4 separate regions of the Mus musculus genome follow, and regions 1, 2 and 3 are each linked to region 4. Evidence: chromatin loops called from intact Hi-C (ENCODE). Cell type or tissue: heart. All regions are shown on one strand. Region 1 holds the start of Tchp (trichoplein, keratin filament binding). Region 2 overlaps Trpv4 (transient receptor potential cation channel, subfamily V, member 4). Region 3 holds the start of 2610524H06Rik (RIKEN cDNA 2610524H06 gene). Region 4 overlaps Oasl2 (2'-5' oligoadenylate synthetase-like 2).

What was found. Peaks named below come from ENCODE experiments on the same cell type or tissue, not always from the same donor. Only the 100,000 strongest peaks of a DNase experiment are listed, where the experiment ranks them.
Region 1: a loop joins it to region 4, with 2.2 times the contacts of the local background. A loop is called at or near these places in 10 of 42 quality-filtered maps.
Region 2: a loop joins it to region 4, with 9 times the contacts of the local background. A loop is called at or near these places in 4 of 42 quality-filtered maps.
Region 3: a loop joins it to region 4, with 9 times the contacts of the local background. A loop is called at or near these places in 9 of 42 quality-filtered maps.

The regions. Positions count from the first base shown.
Region 1 is chr5:114,702,835-114,710,834 of GRCm38, reverse strand. It overlaps Tchp (trichoplein, keratin filament binding), which reads right to left and starts at 3,056. Exons shown (of 13, transcript NM_029992.2): 1 at 2,875-3,056; 2 at 1,997-2,181; 3 at 1,318-1,528. The coding sequence starts at 2,181. It overlaps Gm34931 (a long non-coding RNA gene), which reads left to right and starts at 3,016. Exons shown (of 3, transcript XR_387595.3): 1 at 3,016-3,090. In heart, a CTCF peak has its summit at 3,104 (motif pointing left); DNase peaks (open chromatin) are centred at 1,326 and 3,054; H3K4me3 peaks cover 1,632 bases; H3K27ac peaks cover 868 bases.
Region 2 is chr5:114,635,671-114,643,670 of GRCm38, reverse strand. It overlaps Trpv4 (transient receptor potential cation channel, subfamily V, member 4), which reads left to right. Exons shown (of 16, transcript NM_022017.3): 3 at 3,375-3,547; 4 at 7,209-7,361. Among named protein-coding and RNA genes, the nearest start is that of Trpv4, 19 kb to the left of the region's middle. In heart, no CTCF peak of the experiment used is centred here; DNase peaks (open chromatin) are centred at 4,070 and 4,774; H3K4me3 peaks cover 651 bases; H3K27me3 peaks cover 6,783 bases.
Region 3 is chr5:114,821,043-114,829,042 of GRCm38, reverse strand. It overlaps 2610524H06Rik (RIKEN cDNA 2610524H06 gene), which reads left to right and starts at 5,575. Exons shown (of 2, transcript NM_181075.3): 1 at 5,575-5,730; 2 at 6,318-7,106. The coding sequence starts at 5,598. The coding sequence ends at 6,604. Gm46920 (a long non-coding RNA gene) reads right to left here and starts at 5,313. Exons shown (of 2, transcript XR_003955777.1): 1 at 5,254-5,313. It also overlaps the pseudogene Ywhaq-ps2. In heart, CTCF peaks have their summits at 2,577 and 4,570 (motif pointing left); DNase peaks (open chromatin) are centred at 1,382, 2,602 and 5,542; H3K4me3 peaks cover 2,400 bases; H3K27ac peaks cover 1,449 bases.
Region 4 is chr5:114,899,081-114,907,080 of GRCm38, reverse strand. Oasl2 (2'-5' oligoadenylate synthetase-like 2) reads right to left here. Exons shown (of 6, transcript NM_011854.2): 2 at 7,051-7,339; 3 at 5,666-5,841; 4 at 2,005-2,249; 5 at 277-418. Among named protein-coding and RNA genes, the nearest start is that of Oasl2, 6.1 kb to the right of the region's middle. In heart, a CTCF peak has its summit at 4,425 (motif pointing right); no DNase peak of the experiment used is centred here; H3K27me3 peaks cover 95 bases.

The DNA of each region.
Region 1 (8,000 bases), 200 kb after region 4:
AAAGGTACATAAGAGTGGATGCTGGCTTCCTGTCTGCTTCCCCTTACTCGTGCTGGCAAGCTCATCTCTCCTATGACCGTGGCCAGTGTTACCTGCAGAGAGACTCTTCTGCAGTGTACTGTGTGGAAGCATCAGGTCTCAAAAAAGCCTCTGGCCAATGAGCTGAGGCAGGATTAGAAGGTGAGGCATGGGGAGGGGGGGGGGAGAAAGAGGATTCTGGGAAATAGTCAGATGCAGGAGATTCACCCCAACGCCGGCAGAGACAGACACATGAACCTGAGCAGAGGTAACTAACAGCGTGGCACGGCTTAGGCTAGTTTAAACAGGATGACTGAGTTATAAGCTCGTGGGAACAAGCCAAAGCTATTGGCGTAGGCGTTTATTCATAGATAAAAAAAATCTCAGAATTGTTATTTCAGGGAACAAAGAGGCCAGGTGGGAAAGCGTGAGGTTACAATGACCTCCAACTTCTTCAGGGTCCTAACACAGACTGAAAGCCAGATGTTCTGCAGAAACCCTCCCAGACTCCAGCACCAGGCAGGAAGCGCAGAGATATCTGAGCCTCATGGGCTCAACAACTGCGGGATTTCTGGTCTGTCTGCTGTGGGACAGCCACTGCTGGCCAACCTGGACTACATCCTCAAAGGGCCAACAAAACGTGGTTATACACCCCAGCTGGCACTAACAGGTTACCAAATGAGGTTCAGATCATTGTTACGTGCTGAATCTCAACTCAACACGGCTCACATTTCAAAGGCTTGCTCTGGTCCAGGCCGGTGATCCACCTTTAATCCCAGCACGTGGGAGGCAGAGGCAGGCAGATCTCTGGGACTCTGAGGCCAGGCTAGTCTATAAACAAAGTTCCAGGCAAACCAGGACTACACAGTGAGACCGTTTCAAAACAGCAAAAGCAACATTGAAAACAACTGCTCCCTAGCTTCCAGCACTGTTCAGGGGAGGCAGGGGGCGTTTAAGGGGATGAGGTACTAGCTGGCGGCAACAGTCCACTGTGGTGGGTCTCTGAACCCTCTTCCTAACATCCTGTTTCCTGAGCCAGCGCAACTTGAGCTCCATTGGTCACAGGCTCCATGCCTTCCTCATTACAATCGCTGGAGACCCTCAGAAACCACGAGCTAAAAATAAGCCTTTCCTCTCTGGGGGGTGGGGGTGGGGGGTTGGAGGCGGTTTTCCCCATGGGCTCTAGTCACCTGACCATCTCGTCGGAACAGGCACCCGAGAACAACCCCGTAGGCGCACTCGTCCGTTCCGGCGGGGATGCTACCGCCCTGCAACCTGCTTCCGGACTAGGGTAGTTACCAGCTTCCTCTGTTCTTCTCGGGCTGACTTCAGGTCCTGGTGCTGCTCGCGGAGCCTTTGCTCCCGCAGGCCCATGCTCAGCCTGAGCTCATCCAGCTCCGCAGCCAGCAAGTCCTGTTCCTCCAGGAGAAGCTCTCTGAGCCTCTCCCGCCGGAGCTCCAGAATCTTCCTCTTCTCCTCCTTCATCTTCTCACAATGGTAGGCGTGCATGCTAGGTTAAGGAGTTCCCTGGACATCAGTCACACCAGGTCACAGTTTGATGTACATTTCTATGTAATTCTTGGGGGGGGGGGCTAAACACCTACCGAGAAGACACTAGCGCTGCCTTCTGGTTTATCTTTTAAAATGTACAGTACTGCCGGGCATGGTGGCGTACGCCTTTAATCCCAGCACTTGGGAGGCAGAGCCAGGTGGATTTCTGAGTTCGAGGCCAGCCTGGTCTACAGAGTGAGTTCCAGGACAGCCAGGGCTACACAGAGAAACCCTGTCTCGAAAAATCAAAAAAACAAACAAAAACAAAAACAAAAAACAAAAAACAAAATGTACAGTACTTCTCCCCAGCACAGCACAGTTTCCAGCATCATCAGGAGATAATTCAAGCCACAGTCCCTAAGCCCCTAGGCTACATTCCCCGAACCGTGGTAGGAACCAGTGGGCAGGACAACACACAGACACTTGCCTCCGCTGGTAGGAGATCTTGGAGCTCCATTCGATCTGTTTCGAGTTGTGGATGTCCCAGGTCCTGAAATAGCGACTGTTCTGTTCCCACTGCTGGCGAAACTGGTCCTCCTGCTGATGCTGGCGCTGGCGAAGATCCATGTGTTTCCGGCTGGACCAATAAGAGGGCAACGTGGGGAGAGCCATCTGAAGGAAACAGCAGTGGGCAGAAAGTAAGCCAGTTGTAAAGCCAGGGACCGCCCCCCTCCCACTCGGATGCCTCCTCTCTCTATTGATGTCACTCGCCCCTTGGCTGCACCTTTCTCACAGTTTTAAAGCCCCACTCCCACTCGGATGCCTCCTCTCTCTATTGATGTCACTCGCCCCTTGGCTGCACCTTTCTCACAGCTTTAAGGCCCACGTTCCCACCCTAGGACAACCGAATGATCAAATTTTGTGAAGGAGGCCCATGCCAGAAAGTTTTAAAAGATTTGCCACCAAGGCTGCAAATTATCAATTTAAATAAACGTGCACTGTGTCCAGTAGTGGCCAGCCATTATCAGGGAGATTGCAGACATAGAAAATGTCCTGACATGCCTGGGATAGGAAATAGAGGTTTTTTACATTCTGCATAAAAACTACAGTGACAAGCAGGTCCCAGGGGCATGCCCCAGCGGTCCCGCGTACTTTGGAAGCCGAGGCGTGAAGAGATCACTTGAGTCCAGGAGTTCAAAGCCAACCTGAGCAAACCAGAAAGCCCCCTGTCTCAAAAAGCAAGCAGAAATAACCTGCGACAATGATGTGAAGATGACGGGTATGTGCCAAGCGCTAGGCATACAACTTTTTACAGGTCCCGCGGCTACAAGGATGCCACGTCCCCGCCCCTCGGCCCAGCCTAACCTCTGACTCATGCACTCCGTGTCCGAAGTTCGCGGAGAAGGGTCGCCGGCCTTAGCTCGATCACGCGCCCGCTCGCTCCGAGGGTCCCCAGGCGCCCACTGCACAGACGCCAGCCGTTTCCTCGCCGGTTGCCGGGCAGCCCGCGGGACAACGGAGCACGGCGATGGACAAACTTCCTCCCGCGCGACACCCGCCGCTCTCCAGGAAAAAGGAATGGTGGGTGGTTTTTTTCTCTGGCGCCACCTGGCGGTGGGAGGTAAATCGACAGTACTTGTTAGTCCTTGATGTAGGGTAAGGAAAAGAAACCTTAGTGACCCAGTCAGGATGATGGGTGGGGGTGGGGGGGTGGGGGTGGGGTTACCGGAGGAAGGTGGAGGAGTGAGGGTAGGTTTAATGAGAATCATCCCCTGGCCAGAGTGAGGAAATAAATGATTTGCAAAGATCCGCGGGTGTGTCCCGTAGGCAACGGAGGCCGAGAACCCGAGAACCGCTGGCCTCTGTAATGACCTCCGTCATTGGTACACTACTGTAGCCTTAAGATTGGTGGTGAGGGGCTGGTGAGATGGCTCAGTAGGTAAGAGCACCCGACTGCTCTTCTGACGGTGGCTTTGTGAAGGTCTGGAGTTCAAATCCCAGCAACCACATGGTGGCTCACAACCATCAGTAATGAGATCTGACTCCATCTTCTGGAGTGTCTGAAGACAGCTACACTTACATATAATAAATAAATAAATCTTTAAAAAAAATTGGTAGTGGGTACAAAGTTTTTTGTTTTTTTGTTTGGTTTGGTTTGGTTTTTCGAGACAGGGTTTCTCTGTATAGCCCTGGCTGTCCTGGAACTCACTTTGTAGACCAGGCTGGCCTCAAACTCAGAAATCTACCTGCCTCTGCCTCCTGAGTGCTGGGATTAAAGGTGTGTGCCACCATGCCCGGCTTGGGTACAAAGGTTTTAATAACTGTAACTCGCATGGTTGCTTACGTCCATGCATTAACTACCTAATACCAGTAAAAAGAGAAAGACATAAAAAGGGATTGGGCATATGTAGCATGCTCAAAGCTCTGAGTTCAAGCCCTAAAATAATGTACAATATTAAAATAGTATTTTACTTTACTAAATAATACTAAAATAGTGCCCTCCACGAGAATGTAAAGATATAGATAAATATTCGATCATTCCTTTTTGTTTTGTTTTGTTTTGTTCCTTTTGAGGCAGGGTATCTCTGTGTATCCCTGGCTGTCCTGGAACTCACTCTGTAGACCAGGCTGGCCTCAAACTCAGAAATCCGCCTGCCTCTGCCTCCCAAGTGCTGGGATTAAAGGCATGCGCCACCACTGCCCAGCTTCGATCATTCTTTTTTCTTCTATTTTCCCACCCACTTCCTTCTGCCTCTGCTTCCCAAGTTTTTCTGCTCTCTCACTCCTCCATTCTGTTGTTCCTCGTGGTGCCTGCCTGATGTTTCTGTTTCACCTGGAGCTGGCTGTACAGTGTTGTTGGCTCTCCACAGCCAATAACCAGGTTCAAACCTGCAGCATGCCAGAGATGGCCAACCTGGGCTGGTCACTCTCTGACCCTAGGGCTACCCTTTCCCAGGCTCCGTCTCCAATGGGGGAGGAGGTGGCACCCCCATCTGGCATGATTAAGCCAGAAAGAGCCATCAGGCCATTGAAGGAGCCCAGTACACACATCTGTTGACAACTCCTTGAGCTGTACTGAGAACCTCAGGCATATGTGAGTTAGATCCGGAGAAACCTGGGGTTCATTTCTGATTTGTTTTGGGCAAGCCTGCTTCCTTCTGGGCCTCAGTTTCTTCTACAGTAGAGTTGCCATAGAAACCCACCTGCTCCTAAGAGTGGTATGACTTCAGGGACTTCCTCCTGCATTTCCTCTCCTCTTCCTCCTCTTCCTCCTCCTCCTTTTCCTCCTCCTCCTCCTCCTCCTCCTCTTCTTCTTCCTCTTCCTCCTCCTGCATTTCCTCCTCCTCTTCCTCTTCCTCCTCCTGCATTTCCCTCTCCTCCTTTGAAAGAGGGTCTTGCTGTCCAACCCAAGCTAGAGGGCACTGTGTAGTTGATACTGGCCTCCTGCCTCTGCCTCCCAAGTTCTGGGCCCGAGGGCTTATGCCTCACACACAGCTTGTCCCTGGACCTCACACTGGCTAACAGTTCCACTGGCACCGCAGCTACTGTTGGCTCACAAGCTGCCACCTATAGCTGGTTAGCCTATGTGTAAAGTGTCTGTTCCATCCAGAAATTGGGAGAGAGATTTGATTATCCCAATTTGAGTCTCAACCGAGCCTCAGACAAAGGTATTCTCCCTTGCCCCAGGAACCACAGCTGAGGCGTGAAGGCTGGAATTTGAACCAAGATCCATGGATGTGGGGCCAGAGCCCAGGCCCTCCCTATCCTGATTCCCCTTCCCTGCTGCGGCCGCAGTGCCAAAGCTGGATATGGCTGGCTTATGGGTTTCAGGCTAGCCTGGGCTATAAAATAAGTCTCAAAAAAAAAAAAAAAACCCAAAAAAACAAAACCCAGGCTCTGGGAGATGTCTAATAACTTGAGTTCAGATCCCTGGAATATGAAGAAAGGAAGGAAATAAGAAAGGAAGGAAGGAAGGTGTCTTAGTCAGGGTTTCTATTCCTGCACAAACATCATGACCAAGAAGCAAGTTGGGGAGGAAAGGGTTTATTCAGCTTACATTTCCACATTGCTGTTCATCACTAAGGAAGTCAGGACTGGGATTCAAGCAGGGCAGAAATCAGGTGCTGATGCAGAGGCCATGGAGGGATGTTACTTACTGGCTTGCTTCCCCTGGCTTGCTCAGCCTGCTTTTTTTTTTTTTTTTTTTTTTTTTTTTTTTTTTTTTTTTTTGGTTTTTCGAGACAGGGTTTCTCTGTGTAGCCCTGGCTGTCCTGGAACTCACTTTGTAGACCAGGCTGGCCTCAAACTCAGAAATCACCTGCCCCTGCCTCCCGAGTGCTGGGATTAAAGGCATGTGCCACCACGCCCAGCCTTCAGCCTGCTTTCTTATAGAAGCCAAGACTACCAGCCCAGAGATGGCACCACCCACAAGGGGCCTTTTCCCACTTGATCACTAATTGAGAAAATGCCTTGCAGCTGGATCTCATGGAGGCATTTCCTCAACTGAAGCTCCTTTCTCTGTGATAACTCCAGCCCGTGTCAAGTTGTACACAAAACTAGCCAGTACAGAAGGAAAGGAAGAAGGAAGGAAATCAGATGTGGTATCACTGGTCTGTAATCTCAACTCTTCTGTGGTAAGATTGAAGGTAGAGGTAGCTCATAGACCAGATAAGACAACGTCTATGCTTTGGCCGGTGAAGCCAGAGAGACCCTGCCTCAAACAAGATGGAAACTTCAGAACCAACTCCTGAGAGATGTCCTCTGCTTTCCACACACATGCTGTGGCCTGCACTCACATGTGCACACACACACATGCATGCCCGTGGAAGCATGCACCTGCACACATGTGTGCACACACACACACATCTGCAAATACAAAGCAGATTGACTTTATAAGGAGGTCTAGCAGCATAAAATATTTATGTTCCATATTTTAATGTTTAGTATTTAGGCCAGTGAGGGACTAACAGGGGAAGGCTAGCAAGAAAGCGAGGTGGGGAGAGGGTGGCTTGCACCTGGGTCTGTCTTGGCTTGGAAGGAGACAGGATGGGGAGGCAGGCACAGACAAGGAGGTGCTCTCTGTCAGCTCAGCTGTAGCCATCCCAGCGGGCTCTGTCCTCACTTTACCAGCTGGTGCTCTCTAGGGCATGCTTACCTACCTGCTCTCGGCTTTCTCAGCATCTCAGTATCAATTGCCCTGGCTTCGATAGTGTCTTTTGGGCTAAGATAATGACCCTCCCTGATGACAAAGGTCAGCTCATAGGCTTTCTCTAAGAGCCCAGCTTTGTAACAGGCAAACTTGCAATAAGTATTCAGGAGAGAAAAAACAAAACGCCATTCAGGGTGTTCGCTGAAGACAGCCAGTAGCATTGGGGGCAGCTTTCGGCCCGGCCTTGTGTTCTGTTTCTCTAGGTTTTCAGTTTCACCACAGACTCTGGAGTTTGTGTAATGCTGTCACTGTTGCTGAGAAATGGAACACCAATGGGTCCCAGGCTACACAGTTGTGTCACTTGCGATAGAAGCACTTGGGGGGACTTTAAATTATCTGATGCTTAGCAGCACATGCCTGTAACTGGCACCCAGGAGGCTGAGGCAGGAAGATCATGATTTCTAAGCCAGCCTAGGTTGTACACTACAACCCTGTCAGAAACAGAGACCGAGACCCAGTTCCCCGCCCCCCAAAGAAGTGCTGACTTATTTGTTTTACTGATATAGATGGGGCCTGTGCATCTGCTTTCTGTATTGGTTTTTCTTATGGTCCTGGGAATTGAACCGATCCCCTAACTCCTTGTCACTTTCCAGCTCTCTGGGACCACCCTCAAGGTCCCTTTTACCCTAGTCACATCTGCCAAGACCTTTTGGCCACATTTAGTCACATGGTCACCAGTTCTGGGCATCAGGAGGGACCTCCCTTGGGAGGCCTCTATCCGCCTATCATGGAGCGACTGTCCCTAGTTTTTATGTACAACAAGAGGCTACAGATGGAATGTCATTCCAGAACCTTCTGTTCTTGCTGGATCCTTCTGTTCGGCACCTCAGACAGCCCTACCTGCTTCCGTCTGCTGGGATACATTTGTCTGATGGAATGCCCCTCCCTGTTCTGTCTGCCTGTATTATCTTTAGACCCCAGCTTGTTTGGGTGGAAGGAGTCCCTGTGGACTCCAAGAGTGCTTTAGGCTGAGCTTCAGTTTGCTGTGTATAAACTGCAGCTAAAACGGTTACTCGTCCACTAACTGCTTGCTCTCTATACACAATGCCAGGGACATGGTCAGCCTGTGGTGTGTGACGATTGTCAATTTACTGCACATCGCCTGTTAATGGAGAAGCTGGGGACTCACTGGGTTGCATGGCCTGTGAGTCTTCGTTAGAGGGCTGTGCTCTCTGGTCGATGTAAATCCCTCTTCTTCCAAGGTGGCCACAGTACAGCTCCACCCCCTGTGAATGACAGGGATGGGTGTGGGCTTTAGGCACAGTTCCATTCAGTGGCATGT
Region 2 (8,000 bases), 260 kb after region 4:
TCCTGGCCTTTCACTCGCCTTTCCATCCACCAGCCCATTATCTACTTGTCTGTCTGTCTGTCCTACACAGCCAAAGGTGCACTTGTTCATTATAATCCACGTGTGTATGCACCTGTCCACGCACGCATCCAGTTTCTACTTCCGCATGTCCAGTGTGCTCCTCCAGAATGTGATTGTCTAGGTGGCTCCCTGCTGTCTGACCCTCTTGTCTCCAACCTGTCCAGTTGTCCATCTGCATAGCCAACTTCCCTCCAATTTACCATTTACTTCTCAAAATGTCTATATAATCTCCAGCCATTCATCAGTACTCTGTCTGTCTCTGTCATTCTCTGTCTCTGTCTGTCTGTCTCTGTCTCTCTGACTCTCTCTCTCTATTTGAGACAGGGCTCGGTCTGCAGCTCAGGCTGGCCTTAGCTTTCAATCCTCTTGTCTCAGCATCCTAAGTGCTGTGGTTACGGGTGTGTGGCACCACACTGCACTCATCCACTCTTGACGGCTGCCTGCTTCCTTTCCCTTCCTCCTCTTCTCTCTGTTCTAGCCTCAGGTACATCCACCCAGCTCCATTTTTGTGGCCACAGATCATCCACTTGTTCATCTCTCCATTCATATGTGTGGAAGCGTCGGGTGCTAATCCTTTCTCTCCCGAGAAGGAGGCCTGGCTGGAAGGTAGAAGAGTGGAGAGAAGCCCCCATGAGTGATGGTCCAGGCCCTCTCAGGATGTTGTCTCCGCCAACCCAGTTGCAGACAGGAACCTTCAGTCCCAGACACCATGATCTGGGCCTGTCTTCTCCATGGCCTCTGCTAAGTAGAGTGTCACAGTATGGTGTCTGTCATGTGTGGAGTGCAGACACTTCCCCAGGCTCCTCCTGCCGTGAACTGCCTCTGATCTGGTTGAATAGGTGGTTACATCCTTCCTAGGTCCCTTCTGCTGTCTGTAATATGTCCTGAAATGACTCAGACTTGGACATGAGCCCTTTTCCTACCTAAAAACCCCTCAGAGCCTCCACATGTATCCAAGAGTACCACCCCGAAGTCTGGAGATGCCTGAAGCTGTGGCGTCTTCTCCTAGGCCCTTGCTGACCAAAGACTGGCTTCCAGTCAGAGGGCAGCTCTTCTCCGTGCTTACATAGCTAGGAGATGGCTCTCTAGCGTCCACAGGGGCTCATGGGTGATGTCTGGACTGCTACAGCAAACAGCTCCCCAGAGGTGGAGTTGATTGGTCCCAAGGAGCCTGCAGTGAGCCAGGCCAGGTTTAGCTCCTGACTCAGAAGCGCCTTCAGGTTTGGGATGCAATCGGAGCAGTGACAAGTGAAGATCTGTGATTCGAGACGGGGAGGCGCTAATGCCAGACAAGGAATAAGGGACAGGAGAGGTGGCTCTGGAAGACTTCTCAGGAAGGTGGCACCCAGACAGGACAACCACATGGTTAGGCAGCCATCCCTGGCCCAGATGTGCAAGAGTGTAACTCATCAGGACCAAGGCGGTGTAGTCAATCACTTGTGAGGGACATTGTCCAGTCACTGTTCAGATGGGGAAACTGAGGCCCCAAGCAACAGGGAGTCCTACTGTACCACCTCCCTTCCCTCCCTCAAGCCTTCCTGAGGGTGCACCCTAGCCTGCTCCCTGGAGGAATTCGAAAAAATTGGGGGGGAACCAAGGCAAAAATTGGGGTCCTAAAGATTTTCAGTGGTATCCAGTGGTATCAGGTGGGAACCAAGTTCTTTTTATATAGAGGGTCAGAGGATCAGGAAAATTGGTTGGAGGATGCTCCAGCTCTTGCTCTGTGGAGCATTCCATGGCCAGCATCCTCTTTCCCATAGTGCCTTTGGGCCCTGAGAAGAGGGATGAAGGAGACCAGGCCTCCCACTTCATGCCCTATGTAGCTGCTCTCTTCCTTTTCTTCTTCCTTCCTGGTCCTCTGCTCCCCCCCCCCATCTTCTCTCTCTCTCTCTCCTCCTTCCTCTCTCTCTCTCTCTCTCTCTCTCTCTCTGTTTCTCTCTCTCTCCCCTTTCCCCTCCCCCCCTCATTTATTAAATAAACTGTAGCTGTCTTCAGACATACTAGGAGAAGACATCAAATCCCATTACAGATGGATGTGAGCCACCATGTGGTTGCTGGGAATTGAACTCAGGACCTCTGGAAGAGTGCGCTTAACCACTGAGCCATCTCTCCAGCCCCTCTCTGCCTCTCTTATTCACATAAGTTCTGATGCATCCCATCTGTGCCAGCCTGGGCTGGATGGCAACATGGCAGAGAGAGGATCTCTGTCCTCATGGTGTCCAGGCTAGCTCTTTCTCTCTGGTGCCCAATTAATGTTTGCGGAATGACTATACAGATGTCTCTCTTTTGTCTTCCTCAGCCCTCTCTGGGTCCTGTCACGCTTCTCTGCCTTGCTCTGTGGCTCAGCACCTCTGCCTTGCACACACAGGCTTCAGACACGTGGTTCTCAGGAATGATGGTGATTTTGGCTAACATGTATTGCATGCTTGTGTGTAGTGGGCTCTGGGCTAATACCCCGCTTTTATGGCCTCTTCTGTCCTAAACATCGTTGGATGATGAAATTAATGAGGGAGCGAGCGAGTGAACCAGTTCCTTCCCCTGCCTTCTGCCAGGCTTTTTTCGCCTCAGACAGTGCTCATGAAAGGCCAGATGGTAAGCTCAGGTGGTCGAGTACCAGCCCGGCATGCTCAGGGCCCCGGCTTCGGTTCCCATCCTTGCATAAGCCAGGCATAGTGGCTTGCATTGACGTCCCATCATTCAAGAGGCCAAGGTGGGACATTCAAGATCAGTTTGGGTTGCATGTCCCTTACAAAGCCAGTCTGGGTGACACAAGACCCTGTCTCTCACACACAAAGGTGTTCAGTAAATGTTAGATGGAGGACGGGGAAGATGAATAGGCAGGTGAGAGGGATGAAGGGGGTAGGCAGCGAGTGGTGAGGTGGAAGGATGAACAGATGAGCATAAAGATGGAGGGAGGGGTGAGTGGGGGGAGGGGTGAGTGGGTGAATAGAGGGATGGATGGATGGGTGATGAGTGGGTAGATGGATGGATGGGTGGGTGAGTGGATAGATGGATGGATGGGTGGGTGGGTGGGTGGACAGATGGATGGATGGGTGGGTGGATAGGTGACTGAGTGAGTGAGTGGTTAGATGGAGGGGGGAGGTGGGTGGGCTAGAGGATGTGCAGGCTTGCATCCTTTTCCTGTTTTTCTGCCCAACACACAGTAGGCCAGCTTACCTCTTCCTGGGCAAAGCATCCCATAGTATTCTTTAGTCCCTTGGGTTTCATTTCCCCCAACCTCTGACTACCTTAGGTGAGGGAGCACAGTGCAGGCAGAGGCTAAACTCCTGGTATCCTTCTTTTTTCCCTTCTAGGAAGCAGCCACAGAGCCCCAAAGCTCCTGCACCCCAGCCACCCCCCATCCTCAAAGTCTTCAATCGGCCCATCCTCTTTGACATTGTGTCCCGGGGCTCCACTGCGGACCTAGATGGACTGCTCTCCTTCTTGTTGACCCACAAGAAGCGCCTGACTGATGAGGAGTTCCGGGGTGAGCCGCACCAGTGGGCAGGGGGAGGGGTCTGCTCTGCTTGGGTAATCCTCTTCCCCGGTTTGCGTATCTCTTTGGGCCAAACACACAGAAGATCATTGGGTAGAGTCTGGACTCCTGCATCCTTCACCACGTTACGGAATTCATTCATGCAGTAGCCAACCAAAGTTTAGCCACGGGGGCTCTAACACACTTCTACACATTGATGGTGTGGTTCCCCCAGCCCCGAAGTGCTCTAAACAGGCAGCTGGAATCCCATGTCCCCCGTGGGTAGCATGGCAGTGGGTCGGGATAGCTGGAAGGTGGCAAGGTTACGGTTGGGATTCTCAGTTGCACTTCTAGAGATCTGCCTCACCCTCACCAGCTCCCCTCCCTGGCCCGACTCCCTCAGTCGCCACCCACAACATCCCTTTGCAGGGCTCCACAAAACCTGCATCCTCCCCTGCATGTTTTTCTGGCTGGAGGCTGATTAGCTCATCTGATTTTCAGGGTTATCTGGAATCTCTGCCCCACCCCTCCCACACGCCCTCGGGGTAGTTCACAACCTCTGTCAATGGGCCATTTAGAGCCGGGCTCCAGCAGGCTCCATAACCAGAGACATTCCGCCACCTGGTGGTCAGCTGAGGAACTGCTTCCTCTTTAGCAGTGGTTCCACAGCCGAAGCCGGGACCCAGGACCCGATTCCCCTTATGCCAGATGTGATTTGGAATCACGGAAGGTGCCTGGGTGGCTCCTTTAGTGAGTTCTTACTAATTCAGCGAGATGCCACTGGGTACCGAAGAAGTACCAGACACTGGGCTGGTGTCCGGAGGGAGGTGGAGGTGAGGTGGGGCTGAAAATGAGGAATTGAGCAAGGCATATAAGATTCGGTCTTAAGTGGCTCTCGGTTATTCAGGAGGGACCGGCATTGATCTTGCGACCACGTAAACAAGCACTGAGTTACAAACGGTGAAGGGTATCTAGTCAGGGGATGTGAAACAACCCCTCACACCCCCCCACCCCACCCCCCAGTCAGAGAGTTACATTAGTGTGTGAAAAGGGACGAAGGAGTGTTTCAGGTTGGATAGCTATGAAGGGACAGTGATTACAAAGACCCCGTGGCTTTCCATGACCTCTGAGATGACTATAGCAACTGCTGTATGCAAAGTGGATGAAGGACCACAGAGGCTGGGCAAGCCAAGGGGGCGGGGCTATCTTGGGCTTGTGAGAGACAGTGCCTGGTTCAGGGTGATGGTGGCAGAGATGACAGCCAAAGGGGTACCAGAAAAATGGATAAAACAGACATGCTGCAACAGGCGTGGGGCTGGGGTGGGGTGGGGGCGCTGAAAATTCAGGATGGGACTCCAGGGAGGGGAATTGTGTTACCATGGAGAGCTGATATTGCTGGTGATACTGGTAAAATGGAGGGTTGATACCACCCCATGACAGAGATTGGGGATGCATCTGCACAGCCCCCAGGGGCTCTGCCAGCATTCAGGGCAGCCCCCACCTGGTGCCCATGGGAAGCTGTACCCACGGATTGGTTCCGTGAACAGCTGGCTGGTGTTAGCCTGGGCCAGCTGCCCAGAAGACGGGAGAAAGGCTGGGGTGGGGGTCAGGCTGGATGCTTCCGAGGCTTAAGGCTCTCCCTGTATCTGGGGAGGGGGCCTTACATTTCCTTCCACAGGATGCTAACCCCAGCATTGACATTTAAGGGGGGCTTGTTGATGCCTGGGGTCCTGTGAATCACAATATTGGTTGATTCACCGATGTCCCCTTGATTGCTGATGAGAGATAATGCCAGGACTCCAACCCTGAGGGTCAGCCGGCAAAGCTCACCCTCACCCCATGTCTGTGGCTCCCACCTTGGATCCGTCGCCCAGGCCTGGTTGGTGGTGTTGGTGGGCGCTTGCATTTTACTGATTCTTTAGAGACGGAAGCTAGTTCCTGTAGCCAAACACATCGTAGCAAGGGAAAGGAACTTAGAAAAGGGTGTTGGTGAACATTGGGGAGAGGTGACAGGCACCGGGCCCACTCAGACTTCGAAAGATGTTGGACAGGAATGGAAAATGTTTACACTTACGTGTCTATGAGACCCCCCAGACACACTGTGCCCCTCTTTATACTCAGTCCAAGCTTTAGGGAGCATTGTGGTCAGCCCTTCACTCCCCTCTAGCGACACTGGTGTAAATGCTTCACGGGACAGGCTTCTGGGTTCTCATGTGTGGACAAGTGCTACCTGACATGCGTCTTGCTTTTAGAGCTGATAAAGGCTCTCACAAGCTCAGTGGGGTAAAATACCCGCTGTGACAGCAAAAAGACCTGGGTTCAGATCCCAGCATCCACAGAAAAAGCCAGGCAAGGTGGCACATGTCGGGGATCTCCCACTCTTGAGGAGGTGGGAACAGGCAGATAACCCCTTGCACCCACCTACCCACCACGCCTACCCCCTGCCACCCAGACCCTCCCTGAGCCAGTGAGCTGCAGGTTCAGTGAGAGACTCTGTCTGGAAAGTAAAGCGGAGAGTGATGAGGCAGACATCCAGTGCTGGCCCGAGGCCTCCATGCAGACACACATAGGAAGCACAGAGGGGGGGAGAATGGCTCTGACAGGTCTGAGCCAGGCAGTGGTGGCCCACACCTTTGATCCCAGCACTCAGGAGGCAGAGGCAGGCAGAGCTGTGATTTCAAGGACAGCCTGGTCTACAGAATAAGTTCCAGGATAACCTGGGCTACATAGTGAGACTCTGTCTCAGAATAAACAACAGTAACAAAAATCAACAACAAGATGTATGGTTGACATTTTTTTTTTAATGCGCATGCATACCTGCATGCAAACATGGCTCGCAACCATGGCCCATCTCTCTGTATCTCAGCATGGTTAGTGTTTAGCTTTCTTCCCATCTGCTCAGATTTCAAAGCCCTTTAAAGGGGCTGTAGAGATGGCTCAGCTGCTAAAAGCACCGACTGCTCTTTCAGAGGTCCTGAGTTCCAATCCCAGCAACCACATGGTGGCTCGAAACCATCTGTGATGAGCTCCAATGCCCTCTTCTGGTGTGTCTGAAGGCAGAGACAGTGTACTTACACAGCCCTTTAAAGATTCCCTCTACAAGCTAGTGACAGCTGAGTGGTTAAAGCACTGATTGCTCTTGCGGAGGACCTGAACTCGGTCCCCAGGACCCACATGGTGGCTCACACCCATGTGTAACTTCAGTTTCAGGGGATCTGATCTCTGCATACAACTCTCATGGTCACTGCCTATTCACGGTGTATAGTTATATGTGTAGGCCACACGCCCATACAGATAAATAAAATAAAAATTTCAAACTTCCCTCAAGTGCAGGGTGGCACAACCCTGTAATCCCAGCACTCTGGGAGGCCAAGACAAGAAGATTGAGAGTTCAAGACCAGCCTGGGCTCCGTAATGAGACCCCGAGTCAAAGAGAAATCTCCCCGACTGTGATTAAGTCCGAGCCAGTCTATAGGCTGTGGCTTTCTATATGTCACAGAGTATCTATTGCCATAAGTCCACGGACACCGTCAGAAACAGAAGACAGCTGTGTCTCCACCAAGCACCAGGAAGACATCTCAGGCAGGTGTGGCAGCCCAGCCTGGGCTCCTGTTCCTGCCCCACACTCACAGCCAGGTTCTGAGCCCTGTCTCTTCCTGCCCCTTTCTCTCAGAGCCGTCCACGGGGAAGACCTGCCTGCCCAAGGCGCTGCTGAACCTAAGCAACGGGCGCAACGACACCATCCCGGTGTTGCTGGACATTGCGGAGCGCACCGGCAACATGCGTGAATTCATCAACTCGCCCTTCAGAGACATCTACTACCGAGGTGGGTGTGGCCGCGCATGCGCCGTTACTGAACGGATGCGTGAGCGGATGGATGGGTGGGTGGATGGATGGATGGATGTGCCGCAGCTACCTCTCGCACTCCACTATTCTGAATTTCAGAACGGGAGATCCCAAGCCTTTGCGATACATCGCCCATTGCTGTCTGGTACCTGAGCTAGAAAACTGAAGCCCTAGAGGCCATGTGGTTGGACCCTTGGGCCACTTGAGGCTCTGCAGGGCATGGTGTTGAGTCTCCAGTTCTGGGAGGCAAACGTGTCATGTGCGTCAGCTCTGTGCTCCCCATTTCTGAGAGAGTCTGTAAACCAAGGCCTGAGACTGCAAAATACCGACATTCAGAGTCTGTGAAGTCCATGGCTGTGTTCGGGGTGGTTTGGCCAGGATATCTAGATTTGGCTGACCTTGTTGGCTGGATGGGGGTCCTCTATAATGTTATGGCCATTGTTTCCAGGCTGTGTGCTCAAATCACTGGCCCTCAAGCTTGTGCTCCTGCTAGACTCTTTTAAAAAAAAATTTATGGTGCTGGAGAGATGGCTCAGCGGTTAAGAGCACTGAACAGCAGGCTCTGGCTGTCATGCACCCCAAATCTCACATCAACCCTGCGCACCACCTTCCAGTGATT
Region 3 (8,000 bases), 78 kb after region 4:
GCCTGGAGTGTCATCTCGAGCATTGAGCAGAAGACCGACACCTCCGACAAGAAGTTGCAGCTGATCAAGGACCATCGGGAGAAAGTGGAGTCGAGCTGAGGTCCATCTGCACCATGGTCCTGGAATTGTTGGATAAGTATGTAATAGCCAAGGCAACTAATTCAAAGAGTAAGGTCTTCTATCTGAAAATGAAGGGAGATTATTTCTGGTATCTTGCTGAAGTAGCTTATGGCAATGATCGAAAACAAACGATAGAAAATTCCCAAGGAGCCTACCAAGAGGCATTTGATATAAGCAAGAAAGAGATGCAGCCTACGCATCCAATCCGCCTGGGGCTGGCTCTTAACTTTTCTGTATTTTACTATGAGAGCCTTAATAATTCAGAGCTTGCCTGCACACTGGCTAAAACGTTATGGACATCAGACAGTGCAGGAGAAGAATGTGATGCAGCAGAGGGGGCCGAAAACTAAAGGCATCCAGGGCACCAACCTCCTTCCCCTCAAGAAAACCTTTTTACATCTCCATTCCTTATTCCACTTGGTTCTCCTCTAGCAAGGAAGCCCATTCGTGTGTATGGGATCAACTCTTTATAGTCTTTTCACACTGCAGCTTTGGGGAAACTCCATCCCTTGGTTTGTGTTGTCTCCGCCTTCCTGGTGAGGAGTTACTGCTGTAGAAAAGTATCAATAGCTTCATTTCCTATAAACACGAGTAACCTCCAGACATGTGTGTAGAGGACTGACAGCACACTTGGTATTTAAGTAATCTGAACCGGTTCTACAAGCGACTGTGTTTTGTATTACTGCGAAGATATGGAAAAGGTAGTGCATTGCAATTTAAAGTAATTGTAATAATAACTTCTTGATTTCTACATTCCTTTTCTGAACCTTTGTGGGCGTTTCCTTTCAGAAGCAACTTATCCATGCTCTTATTACAAATTCCTTTTTAGTAGGAATCCAGAAGTGTTAGATTGAATGGGAAAGCTCTTAATGCATCCGGGCTTGGGGGTCACAGATCGAAATGTCTCCTGTGTCACATATTCTGGAGGTTACATCTTTCTGTGACAACAGGGAGTTTCCGTATGCATTCTTCATTTGCTGCTGTTTAAGTTGACAACTTCCTTCCCAATAAAAATTCACTTAAAAAAAAAAAAAAGGAGGTGTGACAAACCTTGACAATTTAGGAAGGCTAAAAACCTTGAATCTTCCTGGCATAAGACTGAGCTATTAATGGCAAGGGAGACACTGCAGATAGGGGTGGGGTCTATGCAGCAGCTAACCTCCCCACCCCCAACCAATGGCAGTAAAGATGTGGAGGAAAGAGAAGAATCTGTTGACTAGTGAGTCAGACTTGCGCTGTGCCTGCTGACCAAGCGTTTGGAAGTCAGTCTTGCCACATCCCTCAGAGGGTTTGGCCAAGCCGCAGAAAGGATGCATCTGTCATTCGCACAAATGAGTTCATGGATCGCCAGGGTCATCCCAGGATCGTGAGACAGTACTGCTTCCTTACCGTAGTAGGGTCGTGTGTCTAGGCACCTGTCCTGCAGAAGATCGAGCGTCTCCGTTCTCCACCTCAGCTCGAGCACAGTGACAAGCTATGACTTCAAATCAGTTCAGTGTCCTTTATAATTTATTTTTCTCAGTATAGCAAAGAGTTGCCAATTTTGTTGACTTTTAAAGAGATCCTCCCCCACCTTCATATCAATGCTGTTCTTTCTTATTTTTCTCAGTTTTCCGTTTTGTTTATTGCCGCTCTAACCTGTATTATCTGTTTCCTCATCTAACTTTGGGATGGGTTTCTTCGTTTTCTCCAAATACCTTGGGGTCTATCGCAATGCCTGTTTAAGGTCTGGTTTTTGTTGTTGTTGTTTTTTGTTTTTGGTTTTTGGTTTTTTTTTCGAGACAGGGTTTCTCTATATAGCCCTGGCTGTCCTGGAACTTACTTTGTAGACCAGGCTGGCCTTGAACTCAGAAATCTGCCTGCCTCTGCCTCCCAAGTGCTGGGATTAAAGGTGGCGCCACCACTGCCCGGTTGTTTTTCTTCTTAATGAATTTATTATTATCAGTTTCCCTGTAAAAACTGCTTTTGCGACGTTACAGAGGCTTGATGTGTGGTCGTCCTGGTTTTTATTCATCTCAAGGTACATTTTCCTTTTTTTTGGGGGGGGGGGGCTTGGAGACGGGGTTTCAATGTGTAGCCCTGGCTGTTCTGGAATTCACTGTGTACACCAGGCTAGCCTCGAACTCGGAAATCCACCTGCCCCTGCCTCCCAAGTGCTGGGCTTAAAAGCGTGCGCTACCACTGCCATGCTCAAGGTACATTTTCATTTTGATTTCACTTTGGTTCTAACCCAGCCCAGGGAAACAAAGAGACCAGACGACTGGTGGTGTTTGCCTTGAAGGGAACACGGCTCCATTTAGGAAATGAGCGGGACTGTGGGGAACTCGGGACGGGATTTCAGGTGCCCTCAGATATTCTTGAAGTTCAGGTATTAAAGGAGAGCCACGAGGCTGCTCTGTGGGGATAGCTCATGAAGAGTTGCGGTGAGCGATGGCGGCGCCGGAACAGCCAGTAGGGGCAAGAACAGAGCTGATGCTGGCTCCCATCGGGGGGCGTGGCCTCCCGACCTCTGACTGTGGTTGGCCAGACGGGGCACGGGGGGCGGGGCTGAGCACTTCAACCAGGTGAGACTCCTCCCAGGCTCAGACAGAAGAGCTCTGCACAGCAAATGACTGCCTTCAAACCGTCCCCCAGTCCTGTGCCCTCGGGGAGGTGGAATTGGGGTGCACTCAGCACTCTGGGCTCAGCCCCTCAGCAATCCCTAGGAGTTCCAAGGGATTTCGCGGCTTCCTGCAGCCCCTAGGATTCCTGGTTCTGGGATCGTTTGCTTTGGGAGCTTGCCAAGGAAGTCATGCTCCTGTCTGACAGTGTGTGCGACCTTTAACCTGGTGAGTGGGCTCATCGTGTCTCAGTACTGACAGCAGGAGAGGTGCAGGCATTGCTTTGCGTTTCACTGGTGATCAGTGTAAAGACGATCGGCCACAGGAAATAATTGTTTTATGACTGGATTCGTGTATGTGTGTGTTCTGATCGTTCTAAAAGATTGCTAGAAAACACAAAAATAGTTATTTAACAAATAGGCAGAGCCGGGCGTGGTGGCACACGCCTTTAATCCCAGCACTCGGGAGGCAGAGGCAGGTGGATTTCTGAGTTCGAGGCCAGTCTGGTCTACAGAGTGAGTTCCAGGACAACCAAGGGCTACACAGAGAAACCTTGTCTTGAAAAACCAAAACCAAAACAAAACCAACCCAAAACAAAAAAAGCCAAATAGGCAAATGTACATCCCACTTATATGATAATGACCTATTGATATGGAATAGATAAGTATGCAGGGGCCAGAAATAAAATGGGTCACTAGGTGATGGGGACAGGGGAGATAGTTGATGTATGGTCTAATGGGCTTGGAGTTTCTGTTTGAGATGATGAGAAGGTTCTGGAAATGGTCTACATGTGTTGGTTTATATTTAGCCTAATACAGCTGAATTGTATTAAAAAGTAGCTAAGGATTTCTGAGTTCAAGGCCAGCCTGGTCTACAAAGTGAGTTCCAGGACAGCCATAGCCATATAGAGAAACCCTGTCTCGCTAAAAAAATCAAAAAAAAAAAAAAAAAGTAGCTAAAATGATTAATTTTACGTCATGTCACCATCATAGCAAGAGTGAGATCAGCCAGTATGATTTTAAGATTGTATAAAAGGGGCTATGAGATGGTCAGCGGTTAAGAGCATTTACTGCTCTTCCAGAGGACCTGGGTTCAGTTCCCAGCACTTACACGGAGGCTCACAATTATCTGTAACTCCCGTTCCAGAGGAACACACACTTCTTCTAGCCTTCACCAGCTCCAGGCACCCATGCAGTGCACACACACATGCAAGCAAAGCACTCATGTACATAAACTAAACCTTAAAAATGATTGTATAGACTAGGCATGTTAGTACATGCCTTTAATCCCAGCACTCGGGAGGCAGAGGCAGGCAGATCTACATGAATTTGGGGCCACCCTGGTCTACATAGTAAGTTCCAGGACAGTGATGTTTAAAGAGACCCCTCCATCTCATTCATAATAACAAATTATTGATAATAATCCTCTCGGAAGAAGGCTGCCTGTAACTCAGGCCACTCACTAGGTCATGAACTAGTTTTTGCAGCCAAAGGGATGGAGGATGCTTATTGGCCACTGGATGGTGAGCATGCCCCCGGAGCAAGGACACCAGGACATCACGGGTAGGAAGACAGGCGTGCTTTCCATCTGGTCACCAACTGTAACCCAAAGGAAAGGAACATAGCCCGCATCCGCCACCATCATAGGTTTGAATTTCAAACAGACTAGTGTGGTATCCCACGAGGTATTGTCAATATACTTTAAAATTCTTAGGATAAGAAACAATGAGTTTGTGGTCCAGACCGAGAGATTTCAAAAGATACATCACAACCACTTATAACACCAGCTGCTGAGGGATACACAGCACCCTCTAGTGACCTCCACAGGCACTGCACCCATATAGCATCATTCTCCGACTTTTTCTGTCTCTGTCTCTCTGTCTCACACACACGCACATGCACACACTCTACAGGTGCTGGATAGGCGGCTCGGCAGTTACTGCTCTTCCAGAGGACCCATATTCAGATCTCAGAACCCACACAGCGGCTAACAACCATCTGTAAATCCAATTCCCGACGACCCCACGCCCTCTTCTGGCCTCTATGAGCACTGCCAGGTATGTGATACACAGACAAATATGCTTGAAAAATGCCCACATATGGAAGAAGGAAAGTAAACTCTGTAGTGGTGGCAGTAGTGGTGGTGATATAAGTCTTTAATCCCAGCACTTGAGAGGCAGAGGCAGGCAGGATTTCTGAGTTCTGGGTCAGCCCGGTCTACAGAGTGAGTTCCAACAGGCAGGGCTACACAGAGAAACCCTGTCTTGAAAGGAAGCAAAATACATACATAAAACTTACACTTTTCAGGCTGGAGAGATGGCTCAGCTTTTCAGGCTGGAGAGATGGCTCAGCAGGTAAGAGCACTGACTGCTCTTTGAAGGACCTGAGTTCAAATCCCAGCAACCACATGGTGGCTCACAACCATCTGTAGTGATTTCTGACGCCGTCTTCTGGTGTGTCTGAAGATGGCTACAGTGTGCTTATATATAATAATAAATAAAGCATTTAAGAAAATATTGTTTAAAATAACTTACAGTTTTCAAAAATGAGATTACGGTGTCTCTTTCTTCGGACTGCATTGACTATTTAATACGAAAATGTATGAATGTATGAATGTGTAAAGCAAAGCCTTCCACGGGGAAGCCCGACGCGAGCGCTTGCCACAGTTTTGGAACCCTCCGCGCGCAACCATAATTCACCATCCCACCCCCAAAGTTGGTCAGGATGGCTCCTCCCCTCGCCCCCTTACCGGTCCTGTTTCCGTGGCAACTGCGCGAGCGGAGTGGGCGGACCTGGGGGGGGGGGAACGGCAACGTCTAGGGGCGGGGCTTACGGCGGAAGGGGCGTCCCCTCGCTCCTTGCAGCGCGGGTTTCAGTGATGCTGCGCTTAGGATGGATGCGGCTGTTGCCCGTGCTCTGCAGCCTCCTGCTGGGGCGAGCCGAGGCCCCGAGCCCCGGGTTGCCGCCGGAGCAGAGCCGGTCCTACGAGGTGCTGCGGAGGCAGAGCCTGGGTAAGCGGGGCGGTGCGGAGGGTGCGCGTTTGCAGCGGGATCCGGGCGTGGGGAGCTTGTACAGGGCGGGGGCGGGCCCAGGCCCGGGCCTCTGGTTGTGGGAAGCCAATAAACGCCATTACAAGATGGTGCTGATTTCAATAAGCTGACACCTATATATATATGGGTAAACAATCAATGTGCCCATGTACAGTAGGGTTTATTTATTTTTTTTTTTTTTGGCAGAGTCACTGCCTGGCCCAAGGCATGTAAATGAGGTACTGAAAGCATAACCAATGGGGTGTAGACACGCCTATCCTAGGCCTATATAAGCAGCACTGGTTTTTGGCCTCAGGGTCTTTCGCTTTCACTATCAAGCTCCCAATAAACATGCGCAGAAGAATCCTTCTTGCTGGCGAGTTGGGCCTCTACAAGTGGTGATTCTCATATCGCCTCAGGGTTATTGTTAGTGAATCAAAGAGTGGATGTTTTACAACATAACATGGAACAGATGATGGATGTCCTACAAATGAGTTGTGTGGCATCAACCCTGCATATGTGCATTACTCCCATTGGGTATGTTAATGATTCTTTTATTAAAACTACAGATTTATCGAATTATCTGAAGGGGAACTGGTCGCAGGAGCTGGACAGGTTGCACAAGGAGCTGCAAATACAGATCCAGAAGCTTAATCGAACCAGAGTGGAACCAGTGACCCTTGGAGGCTTTACCTCTTGGCTTACCTCTGCATTTTCTTACTTTAAGGAATGGGTGGGAGTGATTTTGTTTGGTGCTGCTATATGCTGTGGACTGGTATTCGTGCTTCAGTTGGTTTACAAATTCAGAACCCAACAAAAACGTGACAAGGTGATTATAACTCAAGCACTTCCCTGAAGTTTGGTTATCTATGCTCAAGAATTAGTCGGCATCTTGAAAGAGTAAAACTTAAAAACAAAATTCTAGGCCTTTAGGCCCAGGTTTGGGAATGTGGCCTTTGTGATAATAAAACAGATAACGACATTCCTCCACCCACCTGCTTTCTGGGTTCAAAGAGTGTTCATTCAAAGAAAGTCACCCTGACCCACCCTGACCATTGCTGGAACCCGCTATTCAAAGGTGCTATTGTTAGGGGCTCTTAGAAACTGTCTTGAGAAATAACCCTCACAATTACCAGGTATTCCTCTTGACTCTTGTGACTTTGCACTTCCTTGTGACTCTTAACTGGTATTTTTGGTATTTTCCAACAACCCCCTTCCCACCTCCTTGAGTTGTGGTTTCTTCCTTTAAATACCCCCTTATCCAGCTACTCGGCGCGCCACGGTCCTCTACTCCTGTGTGGTGTATGACCGTGGGCCTGAGAGCGCTCTTGAATAAAAATCCTCTTGCAGTTTGCAGCAAGACCGTTTCTTGTGGGTGATTTTGGGGTGTCGCCTCTCCTGAGTCAGAACGTGGGGGAGTCCTCCGTTGTGGGTCTTTCAATCTAAGTCCTCTGCTCTTGCACCCCACGGATCTACGGATCCATTGCACTGGGATGAGAAAGACTCAACGATCATTGAACAGCCCTTGCACACTGCTGAGGTTTCCTCATCGCACTCGGTAGGGTGATCATGATTTGCCCTTCTAAATCCTTCTTGATCGTTTTTGTGCTGAGGAAGTGCTAGAGTAGATGGTCGGATTAGGCCTTTTCTATTGAATAAAAAAGGGGGAGATGTGGGAAGCCAATAAACGCCATTACAAGATGGCGCTGCTTTCAATAAGCCAATGCCTATGAATATGGGTAAACAACCAAAGTGCCCATGTGCAGTAGAGTTTGTATTTTTTTTTTTTGACATTGCCTGTCCCGAGGCATGTAAATGAGGTACTGAAAGCATAACCAATCGGGTGTAGACATGCCTATCCTAGGCCTATATAAGCAGCACTGGTTTTTGGCCTCGGGGTCTTTCGCTTTCACTATCAAGCTCTTCCAATAAATGTATGCAGAAGAATCCTGTTTTGGCGTCCTTCTTGCTGGCGAGTCGAGCGTCTACATCTGGTCCTCAGGAAGCTGCTTTTCCTGGGGTCAATTCTAGGCTTGGGAGCCAGCGCTTGCACCCCTGTGTGCTGTCTGGCGCACCTGCTGAAGCGAGAACCTGGAGTCCTGGGGGTGTGTGAGCTCCTCTGTTGCTCACTCTGTGGCTTCAGCCTAGGCAGCCAGGCTCATCCTGCATCCCTCCTCTGTTCTCAGCGATGGCCATTCATAATTGACAAGTTTTAGCATTTCTTACACAGCAAGGGTTCCTAGATAGCATCG
Region 4 (8,000 bases):
AAGATGTTCTAACTGCTCTGTATATAAGTGCTAAGCTGGGGGGGTGGGGGTGGGGAGTAGCACTCTCAACCTACACTGTAGGGGGTTTTCCATTGATCAGAGTCAAGACTGGAAATAAAAGGACTTTTGCAAATTGCAGCAGACTTAGCAGTTCTTGAGCTCTTCCGGTTTCCTGAGGAATCAAGGCATAACAGCCCTTGCTGGGATGCCTTGGGAAGAGCGTGATCTAAATGAGTGTTAGCGTGAGTTCTCACCAGGAGATAGTATGCATAGTACCTGTACATTCCAGCGCTCGCTGGGGCCTACAGTCGTGCAACAGACCTGCAGCAGGCAGAAAGCAGCTTCTGCAGCCACCTGTTCCCATCCCTTTCTTCTTCCCAGGTTGTTGGTGGGGTCAGCTGGGTCTAGGATGATGGGCCTGGGGGGGAGAAAATGGCAGATCTCGGTTACAGTCAGGATACTGGCCTCTGGGCCCTCGTCTCTGTGGAACCATAAAACGCATTATAAGGGCAAATTGTCACGGGATGTTTAAGATCACTAAAAAGCTGTCTCTGGAGGCGGGCCTCCGCAGCCTCCACTGTTTCAGAGCCAAACGTGGATCTCAAACTTTTCTTGCAAGGCTGTCTTGTGTCTGCCAGTGTTGTCACCATGGTTACCATCCTTGTCATTTCCCCCTCTCCCCTCCCCAAAGAGCGGGGAGGGGCAATTTTGTTACCCCATGCTACAGTGGGAACAGAAAGCTGGAAGTACAGACTCGGAGGGTAGGGGAGCTACATCCTTGGAGAAAAAGTGGGAACTCCAGCTGACTGCCTCAGCTTCCCCAGTTGACCTCTGCAGGATGTTGTGAGCGCCATGAGTAGGTGGGGTGGAAGCTGACTCTCTCCTGCTGAGGCTACTCAATTGTCTCTGCTGGATTTGATGACATTATTTTGCTAAGGGCAAAGTCTCTCTCTTGATGCGTGTTACTTTTCCTTTATTTCTGCTTGCAGTATACTCCATAATTAACTCCCTCATTTAAAACTGAAGGTGGGGCCAACAGAGAGCATTCTTCAGATGGCCCAGTAGAAGCAACCCCTGCAAGCAAAGCCCTTCCATTAGGATTGGAGATAGAGGGCCCTGGAGCAAGCGGGCCGGAGCAAGTGGAGCTGTAGCAAGAGGGTGAACGGAAAGGGGGTGGGAGAGGGGGAGGATTGGAGATATTGGAGATATAACCTCAGCAAGCTCCAGAAAATGAATCTCTGAGAGTTTACTAGACATAAGCAATCTTATACTGGCAACTAGGTGTCTAGAGGAGAAAGCTAGAACCATTGCAACCTTGAAGCGATAAATCGGAACTTGACTGGAAGACCCTGGGTAGGGAAGGGTTGAACCACTCACAGACAGAGACTGAAAGACCCCCGTTTCGGGGAGAACCTCGCTCAAGTCCCGGGATGAGCCAACATCCCAATAACTCGAGAGAAACTGTTCTTGATGCAATATCGCATGAGGTTTATTCGGGAATCAGCATGCTGAGGCCGAGCTCATAACCCACACAGGGGCAGAGGAGATCGACCCCCAGCAGTTGCAGTCGAGGGTTTTTAAAGAATAAACCACAAAGTGAGGGGAGGATAAGACCACAAAGAATGGGGAAGCTGAGTAAACATCGTAAGAATGGGGATAGTGAATTACAGCTCATCTCCCACGGAAAGGTTACAGGCTATCTTTGGCAAACATTCTTGTTCCCTTACACTATGGGTCAGGCGCCTGGGTGGGTCACCCAGTGGTCATCGTTCTCTCAGGCTGAAGGCGAAAGAACAAAGAACTCCATGCTGGGTTTCGTTTCTAGGGGTCTAAGAAACACATTGAGTTGGGGTCTTACAAGACCTTGGTGATGTGGAGGCCATACTTGGTGACTTGGTGACCCCTGAATGTTTTCGAGTACGTGAAACCCTTTATTTTCCCCAAGCCACTCCAGTCAGGGTTTCTAGGCCTCAGAGCCGTAAGTCACGTGGTTGATAGACTCACCGGTCTCCCTTCAGCTGTTTCTTCAGAAAGTTCCTGACGACCTCGTTTTGGAAATTGTAGTACTTGGTCCAGTAGATGCAGATGTCGCGGTAGTTTACGAGGAGCTCCATCACGGCTACGAACCCTTCATCCAGATTGAAGCTATCACTGCTCTCTGTACCCATCTCCCAGGCGTAGATGGTCAGCAGCTCCAGAGCATATTTTGAGGGCAACACTGCACCTCTTCCATATTTACGTCTCAGGCACTGGGGGGGGGGGGTAGAGAGAGAGAGAGGGAGAGGGAGAGAGTGAATAAGAATTTCATGTGATTGATGCTCTAGGAATTTTCAGGTTCCCTTGTTACTTTATGTGACACAGCCAGGACATGGTAGGTCTACATGGGCTGATGGCACGGGGGTTTCCTTGCGGACCGTCCGAGTATCAATCAATCTACAGTTTCCAGTTAGAATGGAGGAGGCAATGCGGTATATTTGAAATTCTATACTAGTATAGAGTGTATTTTGATCATAGCCACGTCCCTCCACCCTTCCTCCTCATGCCCCCATCTTTCTCCAGTCCTCTTTTCCTTCTCTTTATGTCCCTTGGAGTTCAGTTGGAGCTCTCCTTGTGTGCATGGGTGTAGGGCCATCCTCCAGAGTAGGCACAGGTCGGGAACCACATCTCTGAGGAAAATCCCTCTCCCAGCAGCCACTGATGGCCAGTAGCTCTCTGCTTTCCCTATGGATGCTAGAACACTAACTAGCTTAATCTTGCACAGGTCTCCTGCAGCCAGATGCTGCTGTGGGCACCTTGGCAGTGAGACCGACATGCCCATAAGATGCTATTTTGTAGCCATCCTTCCCATTGCTGGTTCTTAGGCTCCTCTTACCTCCTTTCCCACAATGTTTGCCCAGTACTCTGCTGTCTGTGACATCCTGTGCACTGGGGAGGGGGGCAGGGGGAAGGAGTGCTTCTCTGCCAAGAACAGAGGTACACACTAACCTGTGAGTTGAATGTGAGAATCTAGATGACAGTTTGACACCGTGTCCACTGGGTGAAACAGCAGTAGTAGATGCTAGTTAAAATCCTGATGAGTTTTATTTTTTAGATGGAATCTTGTTGTGTAGCCCAGGCTAGGCTGAAACTTGCAGTTTTTCAGCCTCAGCCCTCCAGGTGTTGGGAATACAGGTATGTCAACCATACATGGCTCCCAGTGATGTGTGTGTGTGTGAGAGAGAGAGAGAGAGAGAGAGAGAGAGAGAGAGAAAGAGAGAGAGAGAGAGAGAGGAGGGTGTGCACATGTGGATGTCACAGGCCAACTTTGGAAGTGAATCCTCACCTTCTACTTGGAAGAAGCAGTTTCTGGCATAAGAATAAACAAGAGTCACGAGTTGGGGATGTGGCTTAACAGCCTGGTACTTATCGAGCTTGCATAAGGTCCTGGGTTCAATCCCTCAGGACTTACAAAGGAAGCCAAGTATAACAGCGTAGACTGTTTAGAATTAGTTCTCATTAGATTTGTGGCTTTAATAGTTTTAGCAAATGTAATATTTTAGTTCAGCGAGAAAGGATGCATAGTTCAAGATGTGATGGACAACTTGTTAGTTATTTGAAAGGAAATAAAGGTGTTGCCAAAGTCACGTCATATACAAGAAGTTAAAAATGGAATTAAGTATATATTAAACATATAAGAAAAATTAGGTGGCTGCAAATTTACCCCTCACACACATGCACACACACAAGCACACGCCTGCATAAACGCATGCACATGCACACACATGTGAACATGTACACACACACTGAGTCCAATCGGAGTTCCCCTTATGAGTGTGGATGCAGCTTTTCACACTGATATGCACTATTTTCACACTGATATGCACTATTTTCACACTGATATGCACACATGCATACACACAAAGATGTTTACCTTCATTTTTATACATTTTTATGCTATTTGAAGTTTTTATTATGGGTCCATTGCAATATTTAAATAACCACATATATTTTTCTATGGGAGAGAGGGGGGGTCCAGATAAGTAAAATCTATTAGAGAATGACAGAAATATTCATGTACAGAAATATGAGCCAGGGAGGTGGGAAAAAGAGCCTTAGAAGTCTCATAATGATATGGGTATCATGCCTGCCTATAATTCTAGTACTTTGGAGGCAGAATCAGGGGCTCTCCAGAGAAAGCTAGCTAGTTAGACAGCCATGCAGACAAGTCTAGGGTCTAAGGTCAACTGAAAGACTTTGTCCTAGTATATATGGAGGAGATTGAGAAAGACAACCATCCTGAGACCTACACACAGACACAGATACACACAGATACATACATATACATACACACTATACACATAATTTGCAAAAAAAGAAAAAAAGAAAGAAATCACTGTTCTTAAATTATGTGTCTGTGTCTATGTGCATGCAATGCAAGTAGAGGCCAGAAGAGGGTGCTGAATCCCTTGGAGCTGGAGTGACAGTGGCTATGAGCTGCCCAAAGTGGGTCTGGTGCAAGGGTGGGTGCTCTTAACTGTTGAGCCTTCTCTCCAGCCTACTGTTTTCAGAGCTGGCCTGGTTAAAGCCAGTACGTGGCTGGTGGCTGGATGAAAATGTTTGTAGCCCTGATGGGAAGGGAGGTAAATACCTGTAGCCTGGGAGGTCTTACAGTTCACTGGAAGACACAAAGTAAAGTGTGTGGACAACATGAATGGACGGAGCTCTCACCATCGACTCAAGGACAACAGCTCGTGTGTGTGTTTAAAGGGTGGACCAAAACTGCGGTGAGTTGGCATGGTAACTCCAGTTATCTAACATCCAGGTATGGGCTGCGGGAATACAGATGACGGTAAAACATGAAAGAAAAGCCAAAGTACTGTCGCAGGTTTATCTGGGGACCGTGTGCAAATCTCTCCTTCTTCCTTAAGCATTTTTCGACTTTTTTTTTTTTTAATGAGTTCTTTGCAATTAGTCAGATAGCAAGAAAGAAATGCTAAACTGAAGAACATTTCCTGGGACTGCTTACGAGCACAGATTCTAGAGTCAGGGACTCGTGTTCAAATCTCAGCTCAGTTTTCTCACCTCCAGGGTGAGGGCGGGGATACATGCCATTAGAAACAGCAGAAGGAGGGAGGGGGTGGGATAGGGGGTTTCCAGAGGGGAAACTGGGAAAGGGGGATAACATTTGAAATGTAAATAAAATAACCAATTAAAAAAAGTAAAGAAACAGGAAGGAAGGCAAAACGGGGTCCCTTGGCATGTATAGCCTAGATCATGGGACCCAATTAGTCTGACACAATGGTGGCTTTATTATTGTTATCAAAATGCCACACATCTGAGGCTTGTTGAAGGCAGCCTGTCCTCATCTGAGTGAGCACTTAATCGCACTTGGGGGAAGGTTTCACTGCAAGCAGGTGTCACAAGATGCAGACGCTCTCACCGACAGGGATGCTGGGTTCTTAGATGGTCCAGGGCCCTGCAGGTCACTCACTGTTTATCCTGCCTCTCACCCACTTCTTGTATCCCCACTCGATCTCTCTTGCTGTTGCGGAGGATTGAACCCAGGACCTTACGCATCCCAAGCAAGTACCTTGCCAACAAGCCACACCTCCAGCCCCAATTTCTAAGAGAAGCTTGGGCTACAGATGCGTGCGTACCCTCTGCTCCGCCTCCTCCCAGCTCTTACCTGCAGGTACCAGAACTTCACCAACCGGAGGAGGTTCTTCAGTTTAACTGGGCGAGTTTTCACAAAATGTCTCTGTAACTCTGTGAAGCTTGGTGAGAAGTCACCAGGGTAGCCCTTACTTCTTATCAGAGTCTCGTAGATTGCCGGTGCTGGTTTTGAGTCTCTGGAAATAGGTCCTGGGAGGAGAAACTAACTGGTCAGGAAACTCTACCTTTTGAGATTGGAAACATAGGGAATCCCCTACACCTCCTTCATCCCCTCTCATCCACCCCTCCCGCCCTTCTTTCTTTTCTTTAGATCTCTTTCTTTCTTTCTTTCTTTCTTTCTTTCTTTCTTTCTTTCATGTGTGTGTGTGAGTACACTGTAGTTGTCTTCAGACACACCAGAAGAGGGCGTCAGATCTCATTACAGATGGTTGTGAGCCACCATGTGGTTGCTAGGAATTGAACTTAGGACCTTTGGAAGAGCAGTCAGTGCTCTTAACCGCTGAGCCATCTCATCAGCCCCTCTTCTTCGTTGACAGGGTCTCTCTGTGATGGATCCTGGGCTGTCATTAGGCTTGTGGTCTGCCTGCCTTGGCTTCCTGAGAGCTGGGATCACAGTCATTGTTTTCTATGCCTTCCTTACCTCGCCCCCTCCCCCACCTCAAAGCTAAATTAATAGAGGCCGGGATGGTCAGGTAGACCTTCAGGCTCATGAAATCCTCAGATCGGCTCCATTAAGGAGGTAAACTTAAAGGCAAGCACAGGCAATCGCCGTCTGGTATCTCAAATGTGAGCAAATATCAGTTCTGATGACTCAACATTATCCCATGTAGTAAGTTAGTATGCTCGATTTTGAGCATGCTAAGGTGTGGGCCCAAGAGGAATACAAGTTGTAAAATACGAGAGTCTTGTTATTTATTTGTTTGCTTATTTATTTCATTTACTTACTTACTTTTTGAGACAGGGTTTCTCTGTGTAGCCCTGACTGTCCTGGAACTTGCTCTGTAGACCAGGCTGGTCTCAAACTCACAAAGATCCACCTGCCTCTGCTTTCCAAGTGCTGGGAATAAAGGCTTGCTCCATCACCACCCAGCTTGAGAGCCTTGTTTTAAAGGGTCTAATACAGTTCTGTTGGACCCTAAAGACCTTGGAATGTTTGCCTAACCTGGTGTTTTCCAGAGGGTGGGTAGGAATTCATTCTTTATGATAAATCCTTCCTCCCCATGTAACACTGGGACATGGGAACCCATGCAAGGATATTTATTTATTATGGAAGTCTATCCATCTTCACAGTATGATTTCAGTCCCACCTATCTATCTACAAAGCAATCTTCCAGAGGAATCTTGCTAGAGGAAGACCCCAGAATTCTTTCTTTAAACTGAAACTTCCACTGGATTTACCCAAAGCATCGTAAGCTGGGAGGATATCCATCCAAATAATGTCATCAGTCTTCCGGGACTGAACCTTTAGGGTGAGGGAGCGAGGGGCCCTTTTGCCCTCTCTGTGGGTAAGGACAATGATGTTGTAGGCCAGGCTTCTGCTACAATGAATCAGCCTCTTCTTAATGAAGCTGATGACGACCTCCCGGTTTCTCGCCTGCTCTTCGAAACTGGAAAAGCAGCTTAAGAACAGAATCATGTCTTGGTCAGATCTGTGGTTCAGCGTTGTCCCCTTTCCCGAGGAGCCTCCCTGTGGAAGGTGACAATGGCAGATTTACCTCTCCTGAGATTTGATGCTTTGAAGTTGAGAGTTAAGCCAGACCCATTCATGGTAAGTTCTCTGTACAGTCCTTTAAGAGAGACCTGTGCTGTGGGCGTTATGGGCTGAGCATCCCTGATCCAAAACTGAGAGACCCAAATGTTCTGAAATCTCAACAAGGGCAACACTTTATGTGTATGGCTGCTTTGTCGGCATGTACACATACACCATAGGTGTGCCTGGTGTCTATCCTCAGAAGCCAGAAGAGAGGTGGAAGGGAGCGCCTCTGGAGTTAAGTTACAGGTAGCCACCATTCTAGGCACAAAACATACCAACCTCAGAACTACATCCCTAGCCCAAAACAAATTGCTACTTGAAAAATGCTATAATGAAACAAAATCCTTTTTCTGCTAGTTTAAAAAAAAAAAAAGGTAAAACCAAAGAAGATGAGAGAGTCTAAACCTCAGCTCCTCCTCTTGACCCCTCGACAGTGCCTCACTGATGCAGTCACGGCTGGCCTGGAACTTGCTATAAGAACAGGTTTAACAGTCTTAAACTGGTAATCCTCCTGCCTCAACCTCCCGACTGCTGGGGTTACAGGTGAACGCTACCACACCCAGCTCTGGACTTCCTTTTTTTGTTGTTTGTTTCT